Linked DNA regions of Homo sapiens: region 1 is linked to region 2. A link is an interaction called in ENCODE POLR2A ChIA-PET data of the cell type or tissue named here. Cell type or tissue: IMR-90. All regions are shown on one strand.

Region 1 (4,000 bases), 250 kb after region 2:
CCACTGCCACGCCTGGCTAGTTTTTGTGTTTTTAGTAGAGACAAAGTTTCACCATGTTGGCCAGGCTGGTCTCGAACTCCTGACCTCAGATGATCCACCCGTCTCAGCCTCCCAAAGTGCTGGGATTACAGGCGTGAGTCACCATGCCCGTCCTCTAAAGACGGTTTGAAACCCACTATATTTGTAAGCAATGAAAATTTTATGAACATAGTAGGTGTGGAGTGCTTTTCACAGAGTCTCTTGGGTCTTACCTACACTAGGGAGAAATAACTTTCAAATGTCTTCAAAGTGAGATTAAATCTCACATGCACCTAGATTGGTTTGTTTTACCTGGGTGTAGTCTGCTCAGTTTTTCATCTTGCGTTATGGTTAATTGTGTGAAGTTATGCTTCCCACTAAATTATGAACCTTGAAAGCAGTAACATCTCTTTCTTTTCGTGACACCATCTCACACTCTACCCTCCCTCCCTTCCTTCCTTTCACTTCCATATCTCTGCACAGGCATAGTGCCCGAAAATGGTAAGCATTGGTGGATGGTGATGTGAATCTGTCATCTAATTGCGGACCTTGAAGAGGAGGCACAGCTCAAAAGAAATAACTGTGTGGATGAATTTGGCTATTTTCTTTAGGAAACAAAGAGCCAGGCCAGGCACGGTGGCTCACGCCTGTAATCCCAGCACTTTGGGAGGCCAAGATGGGCGGATCACGAGGTCAGGAGATCGAGACCATCCTGGCTAACACGGTGAAATCCCGTCTCTACTAAAAATACAAAAAAATTAGCCAGGCATGGTGGCAGTCACCTGTGGTCCCAGCTACTCAGGAGGCTGAGGCAGGAGGATAGCGTGAACCTGGAAGGCGGAGCTTGTAGTGAGCCGAGATCGCGCCACTGCACTCCAGCCTGGGCGACAGAGTGAGACTCTGTCTCAAAAAAAAAAAAAAAAAAAAGGAAACAAAGAGCCAGAAGTTCTCTGTTCCCCTAAAAAGCTAATATAATAGAAGGTCAGGTTGAAACACAAATTATAACCAGGAGGCCTGAGGCTTAGTGAGAGAGTTGATCAAACTAGCCCCTTGATTAGATCAAATTTTCCAGCTGATTGAGGCTGGGTACTAGACACTAGGAGGCAGACGTTGGTTTTATTCCAGATGGAATTTTAAAGCTTACCCACATCGAGAGAGGACATTGGACAACAGAATAAAAACTATAAGCAAGTACATAATTAGGCACAATTAAAGCATGTTAATACAGAAGGCGGATTTACATGAAGCCGGGAGATGTTTCCCTGCCCTGTTCTCTCTCCTTATTGGGCTCTGAGACCCATCATGTGTTTGGACAATGGGAGAATTTAGACATTTCTTCCTCTAGAGTCCATGGCTAGTGTTTGAATTACATCTAGAGACCAAAAAAACAGAGATGTGTGCCTAGGAGACCTGTGTACTTAACAGCATTTAACAGTTGTGAAGGGCACATTTTATGACTTTCCCATGGAAAGAAAATATCTCAAAATGGCCCAATTCATCCAGGCCATTCAGTGGAAGCTCAGTAAATAGAGGAACCACTTCCTCGAAGGGCCAGACCTGTCTTCACTCCAGATGATCCTCACTGGTAAAAACTGTATTTAAACACCAGAACTTACTAAGTGCTAGGGGGCTGACACAGACCCCTGGCCTACTGCACACAGCTTATTAATGCCCAGCGGTGCTTGATGTTGGCTTCCTGTGGCTACCGTTTCAAACCTAGTATGAGATAGATTATTTTTCCCTCCTGTGATAATGCATTATTTATTCCTAAAGGGTCTTTTCTTTTCTCTGATAGACAAGTGTATCATAGGGCATTCCCTCGTTTAGATGGTAGGATGGGGAGGGAGGCGTGGTCAGTTTCACACCCTAAATATCCCCGGCTTTCTTGCTCATCAGTTTTCACAATTTATATTATTTTATTGATATATGTGTTCACTCGTTGATTGTGGGTATCCCCTACTAGAATACAGTGGTCTTGCATGCTGGTCTGCTTTTCATTGTTGCATCCCAGCTGTAACATTTGTTAGCACAGTGCCTAATAAATGGGCGATGTCCAATAAATTTTTGGTGAATTAACGGATGAGTGACTGGATGGATTCTGATATAATTGAGACTTATTTGTGACTCGGTGGTGAACTTAATATAGAACTTCTTTTTTTTTTTTGAGACGGAGTTTTGCTCTTGTTGCCCAGGCTGGAGTGCAATGGCGCGATCTCAGCTCACCGCAACCTCTGCCTCCCGGTTCAAGCAATTCTCCTGCCTCAGCATCCCGAGTAGCTGGGATTACAGGCATGCGCCACCACCCCGGCTGATTTTGTATTTTTAGTAGAGACGGGGTTTCTCCATGTTGGTCAGGCTGGTCTTGAACTCCCAACCTCAGGTGATCCGCCCGCCTCGGCCTCCCAAAGTGCTGGGGTTATAGGCGTGAGCCACCATGCCCGGCCAGAACTTCTGTTCTAACTAGAGATACAAGTGGTTAGGGTGGACTTTATGCTTTGAGAGTAAAACCTCAGAGCACTGTTAATTCAACCCACTACCTTAAATTGATGCTGTCCTCTTAGCTAGATTTCCCCATTGGGAAAGACTCAAAGCTAAAGGTTGAGAACTCACAGCAGAAACAGTGATTCCCACAGTTACCTGCCTCATTTGAAGGAAAAGGCTCCCAGAGTTCTGTGTTACCAACTTGTTACAAGCATGGGCTATTCTCAGGTCATTCTGATGTGGAAGCTGCTTTATGCAGTGAAAAGAAGTCCACTCTTGAGACCAGAAGACAACCATATGGATCCTAGTTTTGGTACTCTGCTGCTGTGTGTCATTGGGCAAGTGTGCAGCCTCTCTGAATCTCCCTTCTTCTGTGAATGAGATTTCCTATAACCTGCCTCACAGGCTATGGGAGGATTATATGATGTCATGGATGCGAAAATCCTTTATAAAATAGACAGTGTACACAGGAGACACAAGGATGATCAGAGTGATGGTTTCTTAAGTGATTACAGGGCCACACACAGGCTGTTTTCTAACCCTGTTGTCACCCCCAGGGCCCACAGGTCTCATCTGAGTGAGGGGAATCTGGAGGTGTGTTTCAAGGGGTATTCTAGGGTCTTTGAGGAATCGTGTAGGCACTTGGAGGTATCCTGTTTCTTCTCCCTTGATATGTGGGCCTCAGATTAGCCCAAGATTATATCATTTAAAGGTTGGAGGCAGATTGTAACTAAATATAAAATAATTATCAAAATACATATTTTGAGTGTTTTGAAAGGGCGTTGAAACCATTTCTTGTAATCTAAAACAAACTGTAAATAAGGAGGATTTTATTTTCAGTTACACCTGCTAGTAGATGTAAGAGGTGGTTCTGTCTAGTGAGAACTATTGAAACCGATTGGTGCAAGAATGCTTCATGGGAAATTGAATGATGCACAGCTAACATTGTCTCGAGGTCCTATTTGGGCCTGTTGAGAAGGGTTTATGAAAATGAAGGGGTTCTTTCTATTTGAAATAGAAAAGGTACCATTTACCCCATAATATTTAACCAGCCACCTCCTCCTCCTCAGATTTACAATTACAGAGCCCCGGTTGCAAGTTGAGGTTTTTTAATTTTTTTTTTTTTCATTTGATTGCTGCCTTTAGCCCCTTGGTGAACTCCGCTGGCAGCCTCGTGGGTATTTTTCAAAAGAAGCCTCCTGCTTGACTGTATTAAATTCCACTGGCACCTTTGCCACGCCCTGTCCCCTACACATTCAAATAACAGAGTTTTCCCGTAACCCTGTTGAGAAATGTTCACGAGGGCCGCAGAACTTGTTCTGTCTTCCAAATTTCAAGGAAATACTAGACTTACTTGGATGTAGTAAATGACATGGTTTCCCCAAATTAATCATTTGCCAGATCTTGCATCTGTTATTTTGTAAAATCTTAATTTTTGTACAAAAATAAAATTAAAGGAAAAAATTAAACAAGACCATAGTGTGCAGCTCAGTATATTACA
Region 2 (4,000 bases):
CATGGCAAACTGTGCAAACCTTCAACACAAGACACTTCTCTCTCAGACCCGAAGCACCTGGCAAACCAAGTGCATTCTACAAGGTGAGCAATAGATCCTCAATGACTTTTTTGAAAGTGTATGGGAAGTGGATGCCCCATGCCTGGAGCCTCAGTTGGGAAGCTTTTTGCATTTTGCCAGAAGATTTATCAAAATAAGGGTCTAAGTGTGAAAACCTGGGTAAGCTGACTTCTAGAAGAATGATTATCAAACTGCACCAGCGAGACCGTTGATTGGCTGCCATTTGACCTAATGGAAACTGATCCTGCTTTAATTCATAGACATGAGGACTAGCAGTAAGTGGGCAATTAGGTCACTAAATTTCAGTCTTCATAAATTCAAGTTAGCACATTACTAGTTTATTGAGCACACAAATTCATTGCTTCTGCTAACAATTCTGATTCCTACACAATGCTTGGCAACATTGCCAGTTCCAACACAAGCTCACAAACAAACAGCTGGAATTTCCAAGTCACAGCATGAATCCTTTGTTGTCAGCATATTATCAGTGTTATCTTGGGTTGGTTGGTTGTGGTTTTTAAATTGCTGCTGTCCTTGTTTTTCAATTACACATTACTGTGGTTTAGTTACAACATTATTAATTTAGTTTGTTGTCATTGTTTGGGGAACCCTGCTGTGTGAATGGTGCATATTGGCACCAACAGTATTTTTCACTAAACTTTAAGACATGTATATATTGATACTTAAATATGCATCGTCCAGACCATTATTCCAAAGCAAATTTTGTATACATTTATAATATAAACCTATTGTGTGAACATATATGCTATATATTTATATTCCCCCAAGTTTGCTTGTACAATGACATTTTATTGGTGATAAATTTGTGTTCTTTATATAATTTCCAACACGTCATCAAGTTAGTGTAATAAAATTACTAGATTATTTTTACAGGTATAGAGCATTGTTTTATGTGTATGTGGCTCTAGTCTTTTCTTACAAAATAAATAGTAGGTTGTCACCAATAGATCAGCTACATTTTCTTCTTTTGTTCCCCAGATTATGAAAGGCTACACCTTACTTTTCTAGGTTTGTTCCCTGCAAGGATTGGTACCTGAGGGATCTGAGAATCAGAGTCTTTGGCACTTGTGTTAGATGACATCTTAACAAAAGTTGTTGGGATAGGGATGTACAATAAAGTGAAGCAGTTAAGAGCAAGGGCCAGGTCAAATCCTGAACACATGTGCAGGTGATGTGACTACCAAAACCTTTTCAGCTTCTTTGAGTTTCAGCATCCTCATCTAGACATTGAAGAAATGTATCTATCTCACAAGGTTGCTACCATATTAAATGAGACAGAACATATAAAATTCTCAGCACAGGGAGTTATACATTGCTTTGGCCCATTCTTCAATGGCTAAGGCAAATCATATTGCTGCTTGTGAGTTTAACAAGGTGGAAATGTATAACTGCCCTGCAGAAAAGGTACCATAAGAAAAATGGAATATTTGGTGAGCGGTAATACTATCAACATTGCTGTTACTAACTCAAAGATAAAATGAGGCAGGTAACCTACCAAATGGTTCATCCTAGGTTTATTCATGAATGGAAAGGTTTATGTTTGAGGTCGCTAACTGAAGGTATAATCTTTAGCCTTATTTTATTTAGTGTAGTGGCTGACCTAGCTTAACTAGTAGAGTCAAAAAACCCCTGCCGGCCGGGCGCGGTGGCTCACGCCTGTAATCCCAGCACTTTGGGAGGCCGAGGCGGGTGGATCATGAGGTCAGGAGATCGAGACCATCCTGGCTAACAAGGTGAAACCCCGTCTCTACTAAAAATACAAAAAATTAGCCGGGCGCGGTGGCGGGCGCCTGTAGTCCCAGCTACTCGGGAGGCTGAGGCAGGAGAATGGCGTGAACCCGGGAAGCGGAGCTTGCAGTGAGCCGAGATTGCGCCACTGCAGTCCGCAGTCCGGCCTGGGCGACAGAGCGAGACTCCGTCTCAAAAAAAAAAAAAAAAAAAAAAAAAAAAAACCCTGCCAATGCAATCTAAGCTATATTTAAGAATAATCTCTAAGTAGATTCTACATTCAAGGTAACTATCCATGTTTCTCTTATATACAAATCCCAGTAAGAGACAGCTCCAGCTACCATTGCACAAGTACTCAGAGCAGTGAGTCCAGGTTGTCCTCATTGCTACGACTTCATTTTCAGCCATATTCTCCCCATGCCAAAGCTGCTCCAACATCTTAACAATGACAACATGCTCCACAGCACCCATCCCATGCTGCTCTTCCCAGCCCCCTTTCTTTCTAACCTTGCTTCCTGAAGCACCAGGTCTTGCTGAACCACAGTGGTTCCTAAGGAATAAGTAACTAAATGATTCTTGGGAGAGACATTTTTAAAGTCCATACAATTTCCCGAGAGCTAAATTGACATGATAGAATAATGTCCACTTTCAAGGGTTTTATTTTTACGTTCACCAGGGACCTACAGTGAACCAGACTGGCAGCTAGACACTGAGAAGAGAATGCATACTTTTCAGTAATTCACAGTGGGAAAGACAGTGGCCAGTAACCCAGCAGGAGGATGTGTGAATGGAAAAGCTGTAAGAGGCCACATTGAGCCAGGGAACGGACCCATGTCTAGTGCAAATAAAAATTTGAGCTTAAATCACTTATCAAATGGAGAAACACACCCACCCATGATGACCCACTTTCCCCAAAGGCCACTCAGGTGAAGTCTCGCATTTAAAGAGTGATAACTCAGAGCTCTGACATTTTGCAGGCTTGGCTGAATAACGAGAATAAATAGATCAAATTCCTAAGAATTCACAACTAGTCTTGGCAAACCAAGTAAGTGTCACTTGGACACTCTAAGTCTAGTCTAGTCTTGACCCTACCTTCAGGAAGCCAAGATAGTGCTGACCCCCTTGAAAGTATAAAATTGAGGCTGAGTGAGATAAAACATAAAGTATAAAATTGAGGCCCAGATAGATTATAAAACATAAAGTATAAAATTGAGAACCAGTCAAAGGACATGAGTAGACACTTTTCAAAAGAAGACATACATGTGGCTAACAATCATATGAAAACAAGCTCAACATCACTGATCATTACAGAAATGCAAATCAAAACCACAATGAGATACCATCTCACACCAGTCACAGTGGCCATCACTAAAAAGTCAAAAAATAACAGATGCTGGCAAGGTTGCACAGAAAAGGAACGTTTTTATACTGTTGGTGGGAGTGTAAATTAGTTCAACCATTGTGGAAGACAGTATGGCAATTCTCCAAAGACCTAAACACAGAAATACCATTCCACCTAACAGTCGCATTACTGGGTATATTCCCAAAGGAATATAAATCATTCTATCATAAAGCCACATGCAGGCATACTTTCATTGCAGCACTACTCATAATAGTGAAGACATGGAATCAACCTAAATGACCATCAATGGTAGACTGGATAAAGAAAATCTGGTACATATACACCATAGAATACTATGCAGACATAAGAAGGAACAAGATCATGTCATTTGCAGGAAAACAAATGGAGCTGGAAGCCATTATCTTTAGTAAACTAATGCAGGAACTGAAAAACCAAATACCACCTGTTCTCACTTATAAGTGGGAGCTAAATGGTGAGAACACATGGACACAGAGGGGAACAACACACACAGAGGCCTAACAGAGGGTGAAGGGTGGGAGGAGGGAGAGGATCAGGAAAAAAAATGAATGGGTACTAGGCTTAATACCTGGGAGACGAAAAAATCTGTACAACAAAGCCCCGTGACATGAGTTTACCTATATAATAAACCTGCATATATACCCCTGAACTTAAAAGTTGAATTATAAATAAACAAATAAATAATATAGATAGATAGATAACCCAAAAAAAAACGAGGCCCAGTGAGATAAAACACACATAGGTGATGAGTGAAGCTCTGGCCTCCTGTGTCCATGTATAAACTTCCCCAAACTTCAGCCATTCCCATGC

Evidence for each region. Peaks named below come from ENCODE experiments on the same cell type or tissue, not always from the same donor. Only the 100,000 strongest peaks of a DNase experiment are listed, where the experiment ranks them.
Region 1: POLR2A ChIA-PET joins it to region 2 with 5 read pairs; 2 of 35 experiments call an interaction of 5 or more read pairs at or near these places.

Annotation. Positions count from the first base shown.
Region 1 is chr10:62,064,921-62,068,920 of GRCh38, forward strand. The region is part of intron 7 of ARID5B (AT-rich interaction domain 5B); the gene reads left to right. Among named protein-coding and RNA genes, the nearest start is that of ARID5B, 170 kb to the left of the region's middle. In IMR-90, no CTCF peak of the experiment used is centred here; no DNase peak of the experiment used is centred here; H3K27ac peaks cover 735 bases.
Region 2 is chr10:61,815,147-61,819,146 of GRCh38, forward strand. The region is part of intron 2 of LINC02625 (long intergenic non-protein coding RNA 2625); the gene reads right to left. Among named protein-coding and RNA genes, the nearest start is that of LINC02625, 51 kb to the right of the region's middle. In IMR-90, no CTCF peak of the experiment used is centred here; no DNase peak of the experiment used is centred here.